Linked DNA regions of Homo sapiens: region 1 is linked to region 2. A link is a contact called in ENCODE Hi-C data. All regions are on one chromosome and are shown on one strand. Each heading gives the region's core, a stretch centred on a gene start or an enhancer-like site at or near the end of the contact. The rest is flanking DNA. Distances are from core to core; before and after follow the strand shown.

What was found. A loop is a pair of places that touch in the nucleus more often than their neighbours do.
Region 1: a map of posterior vena cava shows a loop between it and region 2 (8-fold over the local background). The contact joins two enhancer-like sites. A Hi-C loop is called at or near these places in 7 of 168 maps with a recorded cell type or tissue (GM23248, endothelial cell of hepatic sinusoid, esophagus squamous epithelium and 4 more).

Annotation. Positions count from the first base shown.
Region 1 is chr13:110,103,886-110,108,346 of GRCh38, reverse strand. All of the region lies in intron 1 of LINC03082 (long intergenic non-protein coding RNA 3082), which reads left to right. Among named protein-coding and RNA genes, the nearest start is that of LINC03032, 16 kb to the left of the region's middle. Within about 2 kb of position 1,446, at least 11 of the 41 ENCODE cell types and tissues checked have a DNase peak (open chromatin) inside an H3K27ac peak, as active enhancers do; they include stomach, where a contact is called at or near this core.
Region 2 is chr13:108,944,160-108,949,032 of GRCh38, reverse strand. The region is part of intron 16 of MYO16 (myosin XVI); the gene reads right to left. Among named protein-coding and RNA genes, the nearest start is that of MYO16-AS2, 160 kb to the left of the region's middle. Within about 2 kb of position 1,437, at least 6 of the 41 ENCODE cell types and tissues checked have a DNase peak (open chromatin) inside an H3K27ac peak, as active enhancers do; they include stomach, where a contact is called at or near this core.

The sequences.
Region 1 (4,461 bases), core at 197-2,696, 1.2 Mb before region 2:
TTACGGAAGTGGCGGCCTTGCCCGAGCCAGGCCTAGTTGCTTGCTAGGGCCTTGTTAATGGCGCCTCAGTGTGGAGAACGGCGGGAAGTACGTTTTGCTTCCCAGGGTGGTTGATCCCGAGACCACAGGTTCCAGCCTGTCTGCCGCCCCAGGGTGCTGACAGGAGCTGCCTCCACTGCCTTGTGTGCCATGTCTATATTAAATTAGGGGTCCCCATGTCCCCAAGGCCCACTCTCCGCTAGGCTGTGCCCCTGACGTTCACAGAGGCAACACCCTCTTTGATGACTTACCAGCGTCCACAGAGTGACTCCAAAGGCCAGAAGTGCCAACAACTCAACTGGGCACTTGGCACCACACTTGGAACCTCCGACTGCCCCAAGCATGTGACCCGGGAGCCTCCTGGATCCATGCTGCTGTGGCAGCTCCCTCCAGAACTTCAGGTCCCATCGCCAAGGGATCCCTGAGAACAGGGCTGACGGAGAAGGTCTGGGCCTAGTCTTAGCAGTGCCACCCTTTTGTGGAGGGACAGTGTTCTGAGCCTCGATATCCTCCTATGGAAAACAAAGGTTTTAGGACTTTGATCTTAGTGCACTCGGGCCACTGCAATGAATTGCCACAACCTCGGGCTTGACACAAGAAGTGTGTTTTTTCACAGTTCTGGAGGCTGAGGGTCCAAAATCATGGGGTCCACAGGCCGTGGTCCCTCTGAAGGCTCCGGAAAGGGTCTCCCCTGCTTCCAGCCTCTAGTGCTGATGCAGTCCTTGGCATTGCTCGGCTTCCAGCCACATCGCTCCCGTCTCTGCCTCTGTGGTCACTTGAGGTCTTCCCTGTGTGTCTCGGTATAAATTTCCTCCTCTTAGGAGGACCTCCATCATTGGATTAAGTCCCCAGGTAAGCCAGCATGACCTCATTTTAACTCGATCACATTCACAAATACCTATTTCCAAATAAGGTCCCATTCACAGGTACGGTTTACAACTTGAACTTGGCTTTCTGGGAGACACAATTCACCCCTAACACTGACCTTCAAGATCGTGACATTTAGAGATGATGTGTAACCAGAGATTATTAATATTACAGTAAATGACATGAAGAAAAGGAATAAAGTGTCAGGCAGCTCTACCCACCAGCCTGAGCACATTTCTGAATCTAACTGGCAGCTCAGTTTGGGGGCAGTTCTCACCCTCATCTGATCTTCTGCTGCTCAGGACTGAGAGTCCTGCTTTAGAATCTGCTCAGCCCTAACATCTCAGGGCCCCACAGAGGCTCGGCCTTCCTTCAGCGAGGCTGAAGGACCTGGGAGGTCTCTGAGATGAGGTATGGGGGAGTGCCACTCTACTTCCTTATTAGGGGCGAGCTGTCTTGGAGCTGGTCTCGGTAAAGAGCTGTCTCTGCTCCTGCCCCCAGCCTGCTCTGCCATGCAGTGCCTCTGGGCAGCTTCCCAGGGCTCAGGTCCAAGCTGCAGCTCCTTGCCTCAGAGCACACACTGCTTTTAGCTTCAAAGTCATGGTCAGCACTCCAGCCCCAGCTCTCTAAGCCTGAAATTCAAAGCAATTCCCAGAGTCAGCGTGGCCTTTTGGAGGTACCCCCTGTTATTCATCGATGGAGCCCCTGTTCCCGTGCAAAGGACAGCCCACGTAATCACAGCTCCATCCTGCGCCAGGCCTCGGGGAATGAAGTTCATCCTCATGTTGGATGGCCGATGTCCTCCATAAACATTCCACAGCTTCGTAAACTCATGACTGTCTTTGAACACAGGCTGTTCCTATCAACCTTCAATCTTCAACTCTTTCCCTTGGGCGACCCCTTCCCAGAAAACCTGGCGTTTCTACACTTTCATCTTTAACGGAGTGTCTTTGATATATGCTGTCACTTCTGTAATATACTTGTGAAACATTTTCTATGACTATTGTCGTAAAAGAGGAGACCAATCCTCAAGCCATATAACAACAGCAAGAAGTCCATTGACCAACATAAACATATGTCTACATAATTAATGCTGTTTCCTCTAAGAAGCTGGCTTGCATGTGAAATGAATGAGAGGTGCTGATAATGAATTGAGAAGTAGTCGCCATACGGCTAATGGTTCCAGGACCTGTCGTTGGCTCTGGAGACAGAGTGCTGAGTTAGGTATCATGGCTCCATCTTCACCTGCTGGCTCTGTGTCCTCATGGGAGTGAGTTAACTCATCCAAGCCTTAGTTTAGGCATCTGTAGAATGGAAATACTAGTAGGCCCCATCTCCTAAATGGATTCTCAGCTTGCCCTGATGCTCCCGCTGCTGGGCTGTCCTGCAGGCCGGCCATGCACCCCTCTGCCTTGCCCTGAGGTAATCCATGTGCAATTCCTTACTGTGTTACTTGGCTCATAGAGGCACTTAGTAAATGTTAGGCATTTATTCTTAGCAATCACACTATTAACAGAAATAAAGGAAGCCAATGGAACAGTGATAGAAAAACCTGGAACTTGGGTTCAGAATGAACTCTTTCATGTTCTAGTTAAGTTTCTTCAGAAAAGTCAAAACTTCTTCCAACCTCACCCACTGCACCTCTAAAATGGGATAATAATGACATTCCCTCACACGGATGCCATGAGGCTGCAATGCATGGAAAGATGTGGAGTTGCTATTCCAAAGTTATTTATCACTAAAGTCATTCAAGCTCTGTTTTATTCCCAAGAAATAGGTAGGAGAGTTAAAGACATCTTGACTTTGTAGAATGAATGAGACCACATGTGCTGAAGTCCTTCAAAGTTTGTCAAGCTTTCACCATGTGAGGCACCACGATGGTTACTAAGGAGACACTGAGCAAGGGCCATAGATGTGGCTTCCAGTGTAGGTCTTGAAAAGGACATGACTTGTCCATGAACCTGGACTTGAATTCTGGCCCTCATTCCTCTCAATTAAGTGTCGCCGTGAGTGGCTGGGCCACTTTTGCACGGAGTTACTTTCGGTCAGCTGCCTCTGCCTGCCCTTGCTAAGTTCTCAAGAGAGCAAATGTCACAGCAGTCTGTGCCCTGGGAACAGGGAATGGGCCTCACACTGTCCCTCCCACCACATGGCCCCTGTCTTGTGCTTTAAAATATGACATCTAAAAAATGCAAACCTGCCAGTACACAGTGGAGTCTAATCTCATGATGTCAGAATGCTTGGCAGGCCTTGAGATATCGTTGAAGATAAAGCCGAAGGGGGCACTATGGGAAGTGCTCCTGCCATACTGTGGGGAGAGACTTTTTCTAAAATAACATAGGAACTGTTTGTCAGGGATGGAAGAGTTTGGTGGTGGTGGTTGTGGTCATGTCTTGGACACCATAAAAAAGGTGGGAGGAAAAATCTGCAGAGGACCTGCTGAGACACCGTGGGAAGCAGCCTGCATGGGGGCTGCCCTCTGGGAAGGAGCAGGCTGTGTCGGGCAAGTTGCTAGCTCCAGGGCCTGGGCACGAGGCTGTGCAACATGGGCCGGATTGGACTGCTCCTCACGGGACCAGCTTCTCGCTCACCTGGCAAGGCCCAGGCAGAGAAGCCTGAGGTGGGCTCCCACAATCACAGACCCAGTGCATTTGGAAACAAACAAACAAAAAACAAAACGCCAGCTCTGGCTCCCAGATATGGATGAGATGTTACTGTCCTCCTCCCACAGGCAGGTGCAGGGCTTAATCCAGGTGTTCTCAGACAGCGGTCCCTGCACCAGCAGCATCACCATCACCACCATCACCTGGGCTCTTGTTACAGGTGCAGATTCTGGGGCCCCATCCTGCACCTTGTGAATTAGCAACTCTGGGCTAAGCCCCAGCAATCTGCGTTTAGCAAGCCTGTCAGGAGACGCTGACGCCAGCTCAATTTGGAAGCTCTGGGCTTATTTAAACATAAGTCTGAAGATATACATACACATATTTAAAGTTATAAGGGGTTAAAAATAAACTGCTTTTTTCTAGTTATTCATTTTCTAGGAATTTATTGCCTTTCTAGAGATTTATTCTATGGATACACTCATATAAGTATGTAAAGATGTGGGCATGAGTTCTATTAGAAGTGAAAGTAATATAAAGGTTTATCAATAAAGCAATGGTTAAATAAGCTGTGTTGTATATACGATGGAAACCCAAGCTTCCTAAGTCTACATCTAAGTATTAAGATAATAAGGTAGGTTTATAGATACTCATCTATACACATGACTAAGATATGTTGTTAAAGGAAAAAAAAAACAAGTTGTAGAACTGTATACAGAATGTAATCCCCTAGTGTTTGTAAAAGGAGGCCACACACACACACACACACAAGCATATTAGTTTGTGTCTGGAAAATACACAACATGAGCTTGTATTAATCTAATAATATTACAACTACCCCATGATAAGAAACAAAAGTCAAAAAATTAAACGGAGAAAGAGTCTCCAGCATTTCTCTGGGCACTGCGCTTCCTCAAGCACCCCACTCTCTGGTCTGTTATTACCATCATCCTCC
Region 2 (4,873 bases), core at 188-2,687:
TGACTATGTGCTATTTCTAATTAACTCATCCATTTAACCAACTTGTTTATTGTCCTGACAACAAAGAGCAGGCTGATGCTATGTCTTCCAAAGTGAGTCCATAACATAGCCAAAATAATTTGTGTATATATGTGAGGTGTGAGGTGTGAGTGTGGGTGTGTGTGCTAATACTTTTGCTTTGAGGCAAAGTAAAACTAGTTCTGGAATAAGTTTCTTGTGTCACCTGAGAACGCATAAGTAAGATTAAGCCATGGACTAAATCACAGGAGGGTTTTCCTTTTGAACAGAGGAGTCCACACTGGAGATTTCTTTCAAGAAGTGCTATGTGGAGGCACAGACAAAAAATGTTCCCATCCAGCATGAAGCATCACTCTAAGGAGTGGGAATAGATATGATTCAAAGATCAAATACAAACATTGACTGTTTGCCAAAAACATCCCCATGGAACTTCAAAGGCCTGTGTGCTCTCCCTGAGGCCGCACCTACTGTGTCTCCAGGGTGCAGGTGTGGCCCCACTCAGCAGGCGCAGAGATCAGCGCGCATGAAACAATCCTTGTGTGCCTACTTGTGTACCCAAGGCATGCTGGGATTGAAGGTTCAAGTATAAATAAAAATGTTACTACTTAAAGACAAACTTGTTTAGTCCATTCACCAAGTCAGAGACTCGCAGAGTACAAACACAATGTGTTGCTCAGTTTTTTTATCTGCTGTGCGAATACAAAGGAACAGTGTCTTCTCTATTGTGCGCAGAGCTATTTTTTACTTGGTGATGTTTAATATATAAACAGAAGCCAAATAAGGCAAAATTAAACAGTTGGTATCAATAAAGACAGCACACTTTGCTAATGACGATGGCCAAGTGCTGCTTTTTGCCCATGCACCCTCACTTTGCTCCTAAAACAGAAATTCTTTTCTGTATTGTTTTCGAACTATCTGAAACATATTAACTAATTTTAAATTTTAAGTCTCCCCCTCCTCAAGGAATATGAGTACAACTTTTTATTAACCATGCGTTCAGATACACAAGTCTCCACCTGGAAAGTATTAATATATGAGTCACAAACTGTTTTGTTTGGAAAGAGAAAATCTTGTCAGTGGTCTCCAGGAAAAGAACAGAATCTAATAAATTCAGGAAAAGAACAGAATCCTTTTAACAAATTACACATTCAGAAAGTCTTCGGGTCTTGTGACATTCCCAGAATAGTTCATCCATATTTTTCTAATCAGTTGAAATATTTCAAAACATCTGGTGAAACAAATTCAAAACTCTTGACACCTTACACATAGTGAATGATCGTATGGCCAATTATTTGTTTCTTGGAAACGTCTAGTTGGGAGAGCCGGGGGGTGGAGACAGACAGGGTGGCTGTGTCTTGCACAGAAGGCCCTGGACAACGGTTAAGGGGCTGACCGCAGCCTGAACTCATCCCCGAGCCTTGTGTCCAGCATAAACACAGCCAGAAACACACACCCAGAACTGCTGATATTTCAGTGAGTGAAGCTGTGAAATGGAGAGAAAAATACCTTTTTGCTCAGAAAGTGTGGGTTGGCCTGGCCTCGAAGATGGTAGGATTAGTTTAACAACTCAAGGCCTGGGGAGCTGCATCTGACTGGAGGGAGAGGTGGGCAGAACTTTCTCTAACTCACACCAAGACATCCTCAGCCTAGGGAGGGTTCTGTACAGGAAGAGGGCAGCGCGCATGCACACAGAAATATGCCGCAGGCGAGGCTGAACAGGTGCTGAAGTCCTCCTCAGGGGAGAAGGTGACCAGAAAGCATGTGTAAGGCCATGTCCACAGCACCAACAGGAAGGATAAACTTCAACCCAACCCTGTGTCTTAAATACCGACTAACATAGGCATCTTCACCAAAACTTTAGTAATATGCAAATATTATAGTTTATTTGATTCAGACACATGACCATGTACAGATAGTTACTACTGACAAAGGTATTCTTAGGCAGGTTCATCCAGGCCCACCCCTGACCTTCATCAAATGCTGATAAAGTATGGTGTGAACAACATCGCGCTGAATGTAACCCACAAATGTATTAAGCAACCTCTTTCAGCTTAGCAGGACTAAAAGAAAATTTTAATTACCCAGTCTCTACAAGAAATACAAAAATTAGCTGGGCATAGTGGCCTGTAACTGTAGTCCCTGCTATTTGGGAGGCTGAAGTGGGAGGATCACTTGGGCTTAGGAGGCTGGGGCTGCAGTGAGCTGTGATCCTGCCACTGCACTCAAGCCTGGGTGACAGAGCGAGACTATATCTCAATAAAAAAAAAAATCCATCTCTATCTCTGTATAGATCCATACCCTCTTGGCTATTGGCTCTGTTTTTCTGGAGAACCCTGACCAATACACTCTCTTCTCCGCATTTCACTTATTCATACATTTAAATATTTAATAACTCCTATTTAACAAAAAATTAAATGTCATGAACTTGTTTACAGATAAAGATCATGTCTTAAAATTCCTGGTGGATTCTCATAAAATTTAAATTAATATTGGGTGTACAGAAGGTTTACACATACCTGGAAGTTTCCATATGTATTTCAAAGTTTCCATATGTATACCTAGTTGGTTACATTTTTACCCAATAGGTTCCCAGTATATCTGGAAGTGCCATACATAGCTGGCTGATAAGTCCATAGTGAACACCAGCTCTACTCGTTTCCTTTGGTCAAAGGTTGTCAAAATAAGTGAAAAATTTATGCCATAAAAGTCAAACCCCCTTTTTTTTTTGCCAAAATCAAAAGAAACAAATACTCTAACAAAGAACGTATTAGGAAAAGTTATCTAGTAAAGAGAGTTTAGTATAAGAAACAAACATACAAATATTGATCAGAGATGCTCTGGAAGGAAGTATGACAAAATGGGGAGGAGGGAAGGGATGGAGATACAATAAAATACTGACAAACAGAAATTTAAATACTCCACTTACTTAGTCTGATTGCCTTCACTGATAAGATAATTAGACAAACAGCAAATTTTATCTTCAAAAAATGGCATGTCTACCCCCAGGCACACAGACGCACCTTCCAGGTACACAGCTCAGAAGTCTGGCTTCAGGATATCATGGGGGAAGCATGCTAAACACCTTTCTGACATGTTAATTAGAAACATCAGCACCTCCAGCTTTAAAGATTCATTAAAATTGAGATTTTAATGAAGAACTTAAAATGAGTAAAACGTGTACACTCTACAGGCAATCTTTAAAAGTAAAATTCAGGAAGATTTTTTTTCAACCACAAAAACGTATTCAAATATAGGCTGTACCTACTGAGGTAAACTTATCCAAAACAATGTATGTAACTAAATGACATCAGTAATAGGATATTGGATCTGGCTATTTCAGAATAGACTCATAAAGTAAATAAAACTAAATAATCTAAATTTTCTTTTCTGCTAAATGTAAAAGCTGAGTAAAAATGCCTAGTTAATTATAATTAATCCTAATAAGTCAAGATAAAAAAAGAATAGAAATGTGGGTTCCATTTTGACACCTAATGTTCTATTGCATAGGATTTGGCTCCTATTTTAAAAATAATTTCTAGTCAAGGATGTGTTTCAGAACCATTGTTGTGATTACTTATATGCTACATATTTTCAATAAGAAACGCTAGTTATGAAATAACAAAGTTCAAATAATGAATAACCCTCCAAATAAGTGGTCCCTGGCCATGAATTGTGCTTTCAGGTCACAATCACTTCTACATTAAAGAAATTTTCCAGAAAGACCCAATCACATTGTCTAAATGTCATCATACATTTACATTAAAAAATTAATGGAAAGTGAAAAATTCTGAAACTAATTGTCAGTAAAGTTTGGACTGATGTGCTTCAGCTCCAGTTGTAATATTCTAATTTAGAGATGTTAGTGTGAGAAATCGAAGTAAGTTACACAAGAATATTGTGAAGCAATCAGTTACATAGAAAGATACTGAATCAATACAAAATATTTAAAACCTGTTTTACAAAAGATGGATTCTGGAAACTTCGAGACAAGCACGCATACTGGGCTTAATATGTTTGTTGACTCAGAGAAATAATTAGCATTCTGTTATATCTTTCTCACGCACTTAGGAAATGAAGCAATATTATGACCTAGCAAAAACTGGGTTACTCATTTACTATTACTACTGCCATTTTGCAATATTGTTCCTATTTAGAAAATAACTCTACAGTTGTCTAAACCAATTACACCCATTAAAAATACTAATAAAAGTGTTATAAGGAAAATATGATTAAACTCAGGTGCTTCATCTCTGACAAATATATCTTCAATTTTAAAACATGCAAAGTATATATTTCTTTAGAAATAAATTGAAATGGAATTATGATATTGTAGGCTCTTTAGACATTATTCTTTAGTAATCGCTCTCATACTATCTTTCCACCCAATTTTCTGCTTTTAATGCCTTAACTTCAATAATTACATTTAAGGTATCAAATACTTCAAACAGTTAACAACAAATCTCAACATTTACGAAAATAAAAACTAAATTAGCAAGATTTATATCAGTAGACATTTACTTCTGATTTGTTAGGGAATTAAAAACTTTAAGTGGGGGGTGGAAATTAAATTACACAAATGAACCAATAAAGTGAAAAAGTAGTCTTAATGTTGTCATTATCAAATGCAGTTGAGAGTGCCCTTCCCTTTTTCCCTTTTCCTCTTCAATCTTAACAGGTGATCCTAAAAAGTTTTATTTAAGAATAAGGTGGGCTACTTTCTTTAATTACTATTAGGTTGGTACAAAAGTAATTAAAAGTAATGACAAAAACTGCAATTGCTTTTGCTCTAACCTAATATTATTTTTTTTTTATCTCCCAGAAGAATGTTCTTACAACAAGCACTGCTCAAAAGCAT